Linked DNA regions of Homo sapiens: region 2 is linked to region 1. A link is a loop called in an ENCODE intact Hi-C map of the cell type or tissue named here. Cell type or tissue: heart right ventricle. All regions are shown on one strand. Links, peaks and the distances in the headings refer to the core of each region. The heading gives the core; the rest is flanking DNA. Region 1 holds the start of MIR10399 (microRNA 10399). Region 2 has its middle 25 kb from the start of TRIM24.

What was found. Hi-C counts contacts between places; a loop is a spot of excess contacts. Peaks named below come from ENCODE experiments on the same cell type or tissue, not always from the same donor. Only the 100,000 strongest peaks of a DNase experiment are listed, where the experiment ranks them.
Region 2: it touches region 1 in a loop (6-fold over the local background); 1 of 110 quality-filtered maps calls a loop at or near these places.

Annotation. Positions count from the first base shown.
Region 1 is chr7:139,039,762-139,046,304 of GRCh38, forward strand. ZC3HAV1 (zinc finger CCCH-type containing, antiviral 1) reads right to left here. Exons shown (of 13, transcript NM_020119.4): 13 at 3,754-6,543. It overlaps MIR10399 (microRNA 10399), which reads right to left and starts at 4,396; the gene lies at 4,339-4,396. In heart right ventricle, for the core only: no CTCF peak of the experiment used is centred there; a DNase peak (open chromatin) is centred at 4,869; H3K27ac peaks cover 1,731 bases.
Region 2 is chr7:138,431,684-138,438,226 of GRCh38, forward strand. No RefSeq gene overlaps it. Among named protein-coding and RNA genes, the nearest start is that of TRIM24, 25 kb to the right of the region's middle. RefSeq lists enhancers at 1,694-2,226, 2,227-2,759. In heart right ventricle, for the core only: no CTCF peak of the experiment used is centred there; no DNase peak of the experiment used is centred there.

The sequences.
Region 1 (6,543 bases), core at 2,544-6,543:
CGTGCTACTGCACTCCAGCCTGGGCGACAGAAAAAGGTAGGAAGGAAGGGAAAGGAAAGAAAAGGAAGGAGAGAGAGAAGAAAAAAAGAAAGAATATAAAGGAAAGGGGAATTGTAATCAGCGGGGGATGTCCATAGGCAGTGAGATAGAATGGGAGACGTCAGAGGAACTAACCTCCGACAGGAGGGGAGATGCTTCTTCCATTCACACAACAGGAAAGGAGACAAGGATTAGAGCATCTAAAGACAAGTTTGTAGGCTTTGTTTTGTTTTGTTTTTTTAAGTTTAAGGCAAAACCAAGAATGGATGGTGGAGAGTCACTTCAGGAGACCATAAAGGCTTGACAAAGCTGACTTGTGGAGAGGGGAGAAGGCTGACAGGTAGGACCAGTGGGCATGGGCAGGGCCTTACCAAGGCCACAAATTCGTAGTGGCATTGATCCAAACAGTGCTGCAATTCTCCTAAAAGCTCTCAAGGTGTAAGAACAGAATTTGATTGATTCACTTTTAGGTTTTGCCAGTGGGTGAGACTTAAGGTCAAAGGTTCTAGATGATTGAGGTATGAATTGAAAGAGTGATCAGGGGGCTGGGTGCAGTGGCTCATGCCTGTAATCCCGCCACTTTGGGAGGCTGAGGCAGGTGGATCACCTGAGGTCGGGGATTCAAAACCAGCCTTAGCAAAGTGGTGAAACCCTGTCTCTACCCAAAATTACAAAAATTAGCCAGGTGTGGTGGCACACGCCTGTAATCCTAGCACTTTGGAAGGCCGAGGCAGGAGGATCACTTGAGGTCAGGAGTTCGAGACCAGCCTGGCCAACATATTGAAACCCCATCTCTACTAAAAATTAGCCAGGATGGCAGTGGGTACCTGTAATCTCAGCTACTCAGGAGGCTCAGGTGGGAGAATCACTTGAACCTGGGAAGCGGAGGCTGCAGTGAGTTGAGATCACACCACTGCACTCCAGCCTAGGAGACAGAGTGAGGCGCCGTTTCAAAAAAAAAAAAAAGAAGAAAAGAAAGAGTGGTCAGGGGCTGAACAATGGGCTGGAGACTAGGTAAGGGAGGAGTGAAGACAGCAAGGGGCTATATGTGAGCAGAGAAAGACGACGTACGAAATGTAGGAGGGCCAGAGAGCTCAAAAGCAGGCTGGGGTCAGAGGTAGAATATAGAGGTTTGGGATTTCAGAAACAGCAGTTCTAGGCCATTTGCAGTGATTCGTGCCTGTAATCCCAGCACTTTGGGAGGCTGAGGCAGGAGGATCAGTTGAGGTCAGGAATTCAAGACCAGCCTGGCCAACATGTCGAAACCCAATCTCTACTAAAAATTAGCCGAGCGTGGTGGCAGGCGCCTGTAATCTCAGCTACTTGGGTGGCTGAGGCAGGAGAATCGCTCGAACCCTGGAGGCAGAGGTTGCAGTGAGCTGAGATCACGCCATTGCTCTCCAGCCTGGGCGGCAGAGCGAGACTCCATCTCAAAAAAAAAAAAAGCAGTTCTAGAGTAATTCTGACTGATGACAGTGGGGTGATGGATATTGGTACCCCGAATAGTGAGGACAGTGAAGACAGGTGTTAATGACATCTAAGGCTAGGGGTGTTGCATGGGTTGACCACAGTGAACACTGAAGGAAAAGGGAGGATTTTGAGTGGAGAGGAAGACTATGAGGCAGAGTGTGGAGAAGACTCCAAGAGCAAATGCAGGAGTTAATGGGGGAAGGGTGGGGAGGTGAGAGGGAAGAGGTAGAGACTGTTCCTACAGATACACACTTAACCTGCAGACTCTGCACCTGAACTTCCGGGTTTAGAATCTTGGTTCTCTTACTCAGTAGCCGTGACACTGCACAGCTTATCTGACTCCTCAGCAGAGGTATAGATCCTGGATTCAGAGTGTGTGACACTTGGATCTGGGAATAAATAAGACCATTCATGGGGAAGTGCATAGAGGGGTAAAAAGGAAAGATCCCAGAGCAGACTGTTTATTGAAGCATGTGGATTTTTCAGGAAGAAGAGGGTGACATTAGATGCCGGGCAGGTTCACAAGGGAATGAAAAAGAGAAAACAGGAGGTTGAGGTTGGGGGTGGTATTTTAGGATTGGAGCTTTTAAGGCTTAAGCACTTCCTGGAACGTTCTGATGTCTCCTGCCACTCTGATTCTGAAGCTCATTCTCAAGCTTATGGTCACTCAGGCACACATCTGTAGCACGAGCTTTGGAGCAAGTCACTCTGGGGACATGCACTGATATCACTGTTATAAATTCATCCGCTCTGGTCTTAACCTTCTAAATGAAACCTGCCTGTTATCCCCTGAACTCTTTCCAAGACATGTCTCAGAACATGGCCCCATGGCCCCAGACACACATGCTTAGCACTCAACTAAGTATTGCGTTTCATGGCAGTTCTCTTTATAGTAGCTAAGGTATGAGGGTATGAGTGGAAAGTGGTTGTTATTTAGCTTCATTTCTTTTTTCTTTTTTTTTTTCTTTTTGAGACAGAGTCTTGCTCTGTCACCCAGGCTGGAGTGCAGTGGCGCAGTCTTGACTCACTGCAGCCTCCACCTACCCGGTTCAAGCGATTCTCCTGCCTCAGCCTCCCAAGTACCTGGGACTACAGGTGTGTACCACCATGCCCAGCTAATTTTTGTCTTTTTAGTAGAGACGGGGTTTCACCATGTTGGCCAGGATGGTCTCGATCTCTTGACCTCGTGATCCACCCGCCTCAGCCTCCCAAAGTGCTGGGATTACAGGCGTGAGCCACTGCACCCGGCCATAGCTTCATTTCTACCAAATGCTGGACTGAGGAGTCCACCGGAAACTAGCGCACTATGACAACGTAAACAAACTCATAAAAAAAATAAATAAAAAAACTCCAGGATCTGCTCATGCTTGGTTTGATAGCATTTTTGTGTGTTTCAATCCAGGTGCTTTGACAGCAATGACTTTGCTACACCTTGCTTTATTTATATTGAGGTCCAAGTCAAATGGTAGTTTTACCTTCACTTTATCAAATCTCTGCTGCCATAGAACTTGCTCTCCCTCTCCATTTCCCTCCTCCCTGCTCCCTCTCCACTGAAAGCTTTGTGATTAAAAAAGATAATGAGGCCGGGTGAGATGCTCACACCTGTAATCCCAGCACTTTGGGAGGCCAAGGCAGGTGTATCACCTTAGGTCAGGAATTCAAGACCAGCCTGGCCAACATGGTGAAACCCCACCTATACTAAAAATACAAAAACTAGCCGGGTATGGTGGCGGGCGCCTATAATCCCAGCTACTCAGGAGGCTGAGGCAGGAGAATTGCTTGAACTCAGGAGGCAGAGGTTGCATCGAGCTGAGATTGCGCCACTGCACTCCAGCCTGGGTGACAGAGTGAGACTCCATCTCAAAAAAAAAAAAAAAAAAAAGAGAAGAAAATAATGAGTAGAGAAGGGCTTTTGGAGAAGGAATGGCTGATAGGGTAATTCTGCTTATCACCATTTATATTTTTAACTTTTGTGTCTCAGCCTGGCCCTGTTCACACCCCCGAGACTAAAGGAAGAAAGGTGTGTTAGCAGCTTTCAACCCTTCCCTCTCTAAATCCCCAGACAAAAGATGTGGGGGCCATCACCACCACTGTGCCTTGCCCAGGTGACTTGGTCATCGAACCCTGGAATGATAAAGCTGGAAGGGGCAAAACACATCATCTCTCTCCCATTGAATAACTGGTGTCTGCAGTTGATGATGTTTTGGGAGATACCTAGAAATAGATCAAATAAAGGCAGTAGAACCAAATTAATTACTTCTTTTTATTAGACAGTTCAAATTAAGCTTGAAGAACAGGAAGCAATACAACTCAACTATTGAAATACAAATAGTTGAGCTTAATTTATTCAACAAAATTTACCCAATATATCAGTGTACAAAGCATGCTGCTGGGCTGGGCATCAGGCGTGGCACAGCAAACAAGACAGACTGACTCAACCCTCAGGGGGCTTACATTCTAATGCAGAAAGCAGATAATTTCAGTTTGGATACATAATACAAATTATCAAAGCAAGGCGCAAAGTATTTTAAAAATAAGGGGTTTGGGAGGCCAAGATCTGACCTATTCTGTAGAAGGACTCCTTAGGAAAGTAACAGTTGAGCCAATCTAAGGATGCTAGATATTCAGTAGGTCAGTGGAAAAAATCAGTGGTTCTCACTGTGGTCAGTGGGTTATTGGTGGTTTCATAATAACTGGGGACTACTCCCAGCACTGAGTGGATGCAGCCAGGGAGAACGATGTCCTGCAGTGTGTGGGTTAGTGCCACACAACGAAGAATTATTCTGTACCCTGTACGACTGTCTAATGTCCTGCTGGACATTTAGGTAGGACCTACAGCTTGTCCGAGAGAGTAACTCATTTGTTTTCTCTGAGACAATCTGTAATTTGTCTTGTCCTATTATCCTTAAGTAAGGTAATTTCGCTCTTTCTTTTCCCATATACAGATTATGTACATAGTCTGTTTTGTCTTTACCCTAACACTGGTTTTCATTCTAGTGTCCCCCACCCGTCTAGTTTCATTTTCCTGTACTTGTTTACAGGAAGTAGCCTCTAATCGGCTCTTAAATCCAAACCTACTCATTACAAGGAAGAGTAAACATCTGTCTGTTTCAAACAGCGTAGTCATGCCTGAGCGTTTACATAATGAAATTCATCTTCTTTTCATTATAAATTTCTTCTTTTCTATTTCTCCTTAATAAGAGAGTTAGGGCATTAAATTGATTTTTTTAAGAAATTCATGTGTGTAAGTAGATTGTATTATCTATGAGTCATTTCAGGTCAGCAAAGAGAATGTTACAAAATATCTGCTCTGAAAAAGGTGAATAGATCTGATAGGGTTTGTGGTTGTCACCGTGACTGGGCGTGGGGGTGGGGGCGCTACTAGCATTTAGTATGTGAGAGCCAAGTATGCAGAACATCTTGCAATACATTGGACAGTTCCTCACAATAAGAAATTACTCTGCACCCTATACGAATTTTGAATGTCTCACTAGACATTCATGTATGACCTATAGCTCGTCTGCAAGAATATATCCTCATTTTCTCCACTTCGACAACTGTACATTTTCTTGCATAGTATCTTTATTTCAATAAAGGTTATTTCGTTCTTTCTCTTATATACAAATAAGTATTGTCATATGCAAAGAAGTTATTGTATCCCTAGTTTTTATTCTAATGCCCACTGATATCCCTGCTTTTACATTTTCCCACATATGATCTGATCTCCTACCTTCTAAGTTCAAATTGATGCATTATAAATAGTTGTAAGCATCTGACTACTTCATTAGGTCTTCAGTTACAGCTGTGCCCAAGTTAGGTACCTTTTATTTCCTCTTTATGTTCATATTAGTTTTATTTAATTTTTAATTTATTTCTAAAATTGTGTGTAGGTGGAGCATATTACCTCTGAATTGGATTTGGAGGATAATAAAGAAGATGTATTTCTATTTGTCGTTTAGAAAAAAAAAGGCAGAAATGCCCATTGAAAACCACTGAACTAGCTAAAAATGGGAACCACAAAACTGAAAGGAAGCCAGAGTGGCTTGCGCAGAAGAAACTAAATGATAGAGGGGTAGGGGAGGGAGAGATCACATGGGGCCATGACAGCGGTTTTGAACTTTATCCTGAAGACTTGATGTGTGTTTTGAATGTGCATTACTAAGTAAATTTTAAAAAATATAACCTTCTTGCTCTGAAGAAAACACAGCAAACAACTTAGAAGGGAACAGAGATATTTAAGAGGTAAAACTAGACTTAGAAACTGCTTAGATGTTTATCAGGAGGGAGAGGAAGGAGTCAAAGATGACTTCCAGATTTCTGCTTGAGCCAATGGGTAGATGGTGATGCTTTTCACTTACATACAGATCCTGAGAGAGGAACAGGTTCATGTGAGGGAGGTAGATGGAGAGTTCCACTTTGGACATATTGAATCAAAGATGCCTGTGAAATATCCAGCTAGTGGTGTCTAATGGGCTGTTGGAAAGAGTTGGACAAACTGCACCCCTACAATGTGAGGGTCAAGTTCAGAAAATGAACACTCCAAAACGAAAGTTACCATGAAAGAAATAAGTCAATGAGAATAAGCATTTGTAGTAACTCTCCCAGAAAATAACTCTACTCTAAAAAAACTATTTTTTTTTTTTTTTTTTTTTTTTTTTTTTACCGGTGGAGCTGTTTAAGCCAAGGAGTTGTGGAGATCTCTGTGATGATCCAAAATCTGACTAATATAAAATCAACTCTGATGCTAATTAAATCTGACTTATAACTTGTCTGCTAAAAGAAATTATAACAGGAAACTTTGGTGACTGGTAAGGAATGTTGAAAAGGGAAAATCAGAAGGAAAAACCTGGTTCATAAGAAGGAAGGAAATATTGGTCCAAGCACGTCAAGGGCTCTAAGTAAAAACCGATGGCACTACAATTCCACATAATCCATTACATTTGGAAAAAGAAGCTCCTGGTAGACACAGGGCCTCTTTGGGATATTGTTCTTTGTTCTGATTCTGTGCTCACCAGGAAACAAATTTCATCTCCG
Region 2 (6,543 bases), core at 957-4,956, 610 kb before region 1:
TAGGCAAGTCAGCTGTGTAGTCTTTCTTATCTGTGTGGCTGTGGGCATGTCTTAGGCAAGTCCCCCCTGTGCAAGTTCCCTTATCTGTGCCTGCTGCTTGATTTTTCAGGCTGTTCTTTTGTTTGAAAGAATTCAGCTGAGGACCCACCCTAACTGCCTGCCTGACCGGTTTATTCCTTTCTCCTCTCTCAATATGATCATAGAGCTATGCACTGGTATTATCTCTTTAAAAATCATTTGAATAATACAGAAAAATGTTCAGGGTTGGTAATGATTTTTTCTCCTAATTCTGAAGGCTTTTCCCCATTGTCTCTAGCTTTCTGTGTGGCTGTTCAGAAGTTTGGTTTCATTCTGATTCTTAGTTCTATATCTATGACCTGGTTTGTTTGTTTGTTTGTTTGTTTGTTTTTCCTTCCTTTAGAAGCTTTTAGAATTGGCCCAGCATGGTGGCTTGTGCCTGTAATCTTGGTACTTTTGGGAGGCGGAGGCAAGAGGAGTGCTTGAGCCCTGGAGTTTGAGGTTGCAGTGAGCTATGATTGTGCCACTGCACTCCAACCTGGGTGACAGAGCAAGACTCTGTCCATCCTGTCTCTAAAAAACAAAACAAAACAAAACAAAAAAACAGGCATGGTGTCATGTTCTTGTGGTCCCAACTACTTAGGAGGCTGAGGTGGGATGGCTTGAGTCCAGGAAGTGGAGGTTGCAGTGAGTTGATTACTGCTGAGATCACACCCTTGGGCAACAGAGTGAGACCCTGTATCAAGAAAAAAAAAAAAAAAAAAAAGAAGCAGCAGAAGCTTTTAGGATGCCTTCTTATTCTATGGGTTCTTAACAGCTTTCCCTTCTTTCTTGCTGCCTAGTCCCAACTGCAGGTGTGCACATTTCCTTCCTTTCCCAATGATGATAGCTAAGACTTGGTGGAAACACTTTGTTTTTCTTTTTCTTTCTTTCTTTCCTTTTTTTTAGAGACAGGTTCTCCTCTGTCACCCAGACTGGAGTGAAGTAGCAGGATCACAGATCACTGCGGCTTCCACCTCCCAGGTTCAAGTGACCCTCTTTCCTCAGCCCCCCAAAGTGCTAGGATTACAGGCATGAGCCACAGCACTAAGCCTCACTGAAACATTTAACAAGACTTTAATAAATACTTGATGATTTCAGAATAAAATTTTCAGACATCAGACTTAATTTTTTTGGTTTTTATCGTTCTTAACCCACAGCAACTATTCGACTAACTTTTTACCATAATGGCCAAAATGCTCCTTTTCTAACTCCTTAAAAACAATGACTTTTCACTCAAAAATATACTAACTAAATATCCTATGAGAATATTTTGAGCTTATGGTTTCAAAGACCCACCCACAGATGACCTTGGCATGACAGTTTCTAGTTAGAGAATATTGCATGCAGTACATTTGAATTGTATGCTATGTTTGACTTTTGTTTTGTCAATGTTTCTATGTGCATTAAGTGACAGAGATTCTTCAAGTTGTTTTAAGGTCTTCTTGTGTTTAGCCTTCATTTGTCCCAAAGTTTTTTTTGTGTTATAGTTTTATTTAAAAAGCAGTTCAAATGCAAAATAGCTATGAATCTCCAAAAGGTAGAAGTATTGGCAGAAAAAATAAAATAAAATAAAATAAAAAAACAGGTCCAGAGAGAAGAAAACTAACCATTAAACTAAGATGAATGAGATAAAGAAAATGAAAAGGGAGTAAGAATAGAGTATATTGAATGTTTTTAAGGGAGAGCTCACTGTAGTGTGTATGATAGTTTTTGAAAATTACAAGAAGAGAAAGAAAAATTCTGGGACCGGCACAGTGGCTCACAATGAGCATGTAATCCCAGCATTTTGGGAGGCCAAGGTGAAAGGACTGCCTGATCCCAAAAGTTGGAGAACAGCCTGGGCAACTTGGTGAAACCCCATCTCTACAAAACAAACAAACAAACAAACAAACAAAAACCAAAAAAAACAAAAACAAAACAAAACAAAACAAACACCAAAAATTTGCTGGGCATGGTGGCACATGCCTGTGGTCCCAGCTACTCAGGTGGAAGGATTGCCTGGGGCAGGGGAAGTCAAGGCTACAGTGAGTCGTTATTCAACCATTGCACCCCAGCCTGGGCGACAGAGTGAGACACTATCTCAAAAAAAGAAAGGAAGGAAGGGAGGAAGGGAGGGAGGGAGGAAAGAAAGAAGAAAGGGAGGAAGGGAGGGAGGAAGGAAGGGAAGAAGGGAAGGAGGGAGAGAGGGAGGGAGGAAGGGAAGGAGGGAGAGAGGGAGGGAAGAAGGGAAGGAAGGATTGATTCTGAATTCGTTATATATTGTGGGAAATGGATCATATCCCCAAAAAGAGCTTCCTCTAGTTTCAATCTAAAGAAAGAAGAAATTATTACCAAGTTCACTTGACTCTAATCTTTTTGTTGTTGTTATCAAATATGGGATATTCAGTCTTGAATTAAATGATGTGCTGTCAACAATCCAGTCTATGTCATGTAGCACGATCAGTGTGAGGCAGGAAAATAGCGTCTGGAGGCAGGAAATATAAGGCCAATTCCCACTTCAGCTATGACAGGAAATATCCTCTCCATAGGGTGTAGGCTGAGTAAATAACTTTGTCATTCTCTTCATTTACATAAGGCATATTCCAAGTACAGGGTATATAAACTCCAAAAATTCTGTAACAAGACGCTTGAGCCCCTATGCTTGACCCACTCCCACACTGTGGAGTGTACTTTCATATTCATTAAATCCCTTCATTCCTTCCTTGCTTCGTTTGTGAGTTTGTCCAATTCTTTGTTCAAGACACCAAGAACCTGGACACCTGCCACCGGTGACAAGTGTAGTGCTTTTTTGGCAGTTTTTCCTCCAGCATGAAGGGATGACCAGGCCTGAACATCATTTCAGCAATGTTCGGTGCCACTGATTTTCTGTGAGTAACCAACACAATAAAGGATTTAACTATGGACAACGCCCAAGAGTAAGCAGAAGCAATTGCATGGGGCAGTCTGAGTCTAGGAAACAAGCATTTCTCTACATGAGAGTCTCAAGGGAAGAATATTTAGATATACAATTCTGTCTGCATTAAGACAAAAGTTATAGAACCCTGAAGAGCACTTTAGCCCTTAGACCACACCTTCACTTTAGAAAGTGTCTTCATTCACATTTGCACAACTAAAGCAAAATGAGAATGGTTTTCTTAGAACTCAGAGATGGTTGACCTCCATGTAAATCAAGGCTTTCCCTCTAGCAGGCCGAGACTTGTTTGCATATTTTAAATGACAATTGTTTTCTATTTTCAGTGTCTACTCTCAGTGGAGCCCAGTCTTAATATAGGTTACCCTCTCACACATCAAAACCAACTCTTTTTCTCTCCTTAATACCATCCCAAGGCTCTGGTCTACATCCTTGGCACTAGAATACAAAGAGAAATCAACACAAATGCTGTCTCTGGGAAGCCCATACTTGTGTTGGGGAGAGAGATACAATTGTATATACAATTAACTATAATAAAAATAAGAATGAGTCAAAATACAGTTACAACCTAATTCTAGAGGTCCTCAAAGGTAGAATTAATGGTGATGACCCAGACTAGTGACATAAAGATCATGAGTTAATATTTTAGCAACCATTAGCATCTGCATGCCACCTGCCATGACTGCTTTCTCAATAGTATGCACATATGCAGTGAACAGGTGTTATAAATAAAGTTTCATTGCCGCAAAAGAAATAGCACTCAAATATAAAATTTTTCTGCTCAGCAAGGCAATATTCTTCTATAGAAGGGTGCGCCTTCACAGATGGAGCAATGGTGAGCGCACGCCTGGACAAGGGAGGGGAAGGGGGTCTTATTCCTGACGTGCGTGGCCTCTGCTGCTGTGTCCTTCCCCTATTGGCTAGGGTTAGACTGCACAGGCTAAACTAATTCCGATTGGCTAATTTAAAGAGGGTGACAGGGTGAGTGATTTGGCAGGAAAAATGGTTATGGCAGAGCAGGAAATAGAAATGAGTTGGGCTGGAGGATGAGCAGGTAATCGGAATGAGTCAGGGTGAAGCAGGTAATTGGAATGAGTCAGGGTAGAGCACGTGATCGAAAAAGGTTGCTTTATGAGGAAGTTAAGTTTAAAAGTAGAAGGCAAAGAATTGAACATACTGACATTGATTCTCTGAAGAGAAATTTAGAACTCATATCTAACAATGGTATGCTTGTATACACTTAGAATTTTGCATTAAGTCCATGTATTTCTATTCAAAAAAATGCAATTTCATTTTTAAAAATCACAATTAGGTTTTTTAAATAGAACTTGAAAAACTAATTGCAAAGTGTATTTGGAATAGTAAACATTCAAGACCAGTCTAAATAATCTGAAAAGAGAAATACAACAGAGTAGATGTAGCCTCTTAGACTGAAATACTATATAATAAAGATGCATAAATTAGAAGTGTATTTAAGAATAGACAAATCAATAAATAAAAGGGAGACACATGCATATATGGAAATCTGATATAAGCTACAGGTGGCATTTCAAATTACAGAGAAACAGATGAGCCATTTAATGAATGTGGTTGGTACCACTAGTCATCTATATGAAAGTAAGAACAAATTTGGTTTTCCTTCCCTTCCCCACCTTCGGAAATAATAAAATGTTCATGTCACAGAGTTGTTATTATATTACATGATTGTGCAAAAGAATAAGGTATATTTATGTGCAAAAATATGAAGAAATCTTCAGACTGTAAAGTAAAAGGGGTAAGTCACAGAAAAAATATATATAGCACAATTCTATGTGTGTGTGTGTGTGTGTGTGTGTGTGTTGGGTTGGGGAAGACAAACCCCAGGCTCCAAGTGCACATGTGTATATGAATACATATGCAGAGAAAAATACCCTGGAAGTATGTACAACAACTGTTACCATGGTTACCATAAGGAGGAGAGTAAGAGGTGGGTAGAGCTGTGGGAGCCATTATTATTATTATTATTATTATTATTTATTTTTTTTTTAGACGGAGTTTTGCTCTTGTTGCCCAGGCTGGAGTACAATGGCATGATCTCGGCTCACTGCAGCCTCCACCTCCCTGGTTCAAGTGATTCTTCTGCCTCAGACTCTCGAGTAGCTGGGATTACAGGCATGCACCACCATGCCTGGCTAATTTTTGTATTTTTAGTAGAAACGGAGTTTCACCATGTTAGCCAGGCTGGTCTCGAACTCCTGATTTCAGGAGATCCACTCATCTCAACCTCCCAAAGTGCTGTGATTACAAGCATGAGCCACCGCACCCAGCTGGGAGCCATTATTCTTTATTCCAAGCTTCCATAGTGGTTAAATTTAAAAATAAATAATACTGTGAAACAGTCACACGGAAAGTATTATAAAAATTCTAAATCTCTAAATAAATATATGGTTATTTAATAAATCAAGCAGTTCAATTGGCTTTTTTTAATTAAAAAATGTTTTTCCTTTTTTTTTTCTTTTTATTTTCTAGAAGTCGTAGCTTTGAAGGGTAAAAAAATGTTTTTTCTTAAAGATGCAGGTTTTTGCTATGTTGCCTAGACTGGTCAAGTACTACTGGGCTCAAGGGATCCTCCCACATCAACAAACAGGTACCTGTCACCCTGCCTGGCTCTCAACTAGGTTTTTGGAAAAGTTTTCTACCTGCTAGTCTTGGGGTGGGGCAGTGGTTCTCAAAATGTGGTGTGAGAAACCCTAATGGTCCCTGATGCCATTTCAGGGGGTCTGTGAGGTCAAAACTATTTTTAAAATAATACTGATATGTTATCTGTATTTTCCTCCCATTCTTTAATGAGTTTACAGTAGATTTTCCAGGAGAGAAAGAGGGTCATGAAGTTAATGAGATAGATGGGACTATGGGAAGTAGCAAGATTTTTCACTGTCTAGCTTTCTTGTTGTATTTTAATCTTTAAACCGTAAGAATGTGTTACCTATTAAAATATATACATTAGAAAATCTTCAAGATGAATACTTGTATAATCTCTGGGTATGCGAGGTGTTCCGGTTGCCTTGAATGATGGAGAAGTGGAGCTGTGGCCCCACCCAGGTCTACGTTATATGACGGAGAAGTAAACTTGATATTATTTGAGCCACGGAAATTGTCATATCGTTCTAACTCATAACTAAACTAATAGAGGCTTAAATGTCTCTTCTTCTTCTTTTTTTTTTTTTTTTTTTTTTGAGAGAGAGTCTTATTCTGGGGCCCATGTTGGAGTGCAGTGGTGCAATCTCAGCTCATTGCAACCTCCAACTCCTGAGTTCAAGTGATTCTCATGACTCAGCCTCCTGAGTAGCTGGGACTACAGGTGTGTGCCATCACACCTGGCTAATTTTTGTAGTTTTAGTGGAGAAAAGGTTTCGTCATGTTGGCCAGGCTGGTCTCGAACTCCTGGCCTCAGGTGATCCACTTGCCTCGGCCTCCCAAAGTGCTGGGATTGGAGGCATGAGCCACTGCACCAGCCAAATGTCTCTTAATACAGCTCCTCTCCAACCAGTTATGTTATAGAATAATAAACCAGCATTCAAATAGATTTTATA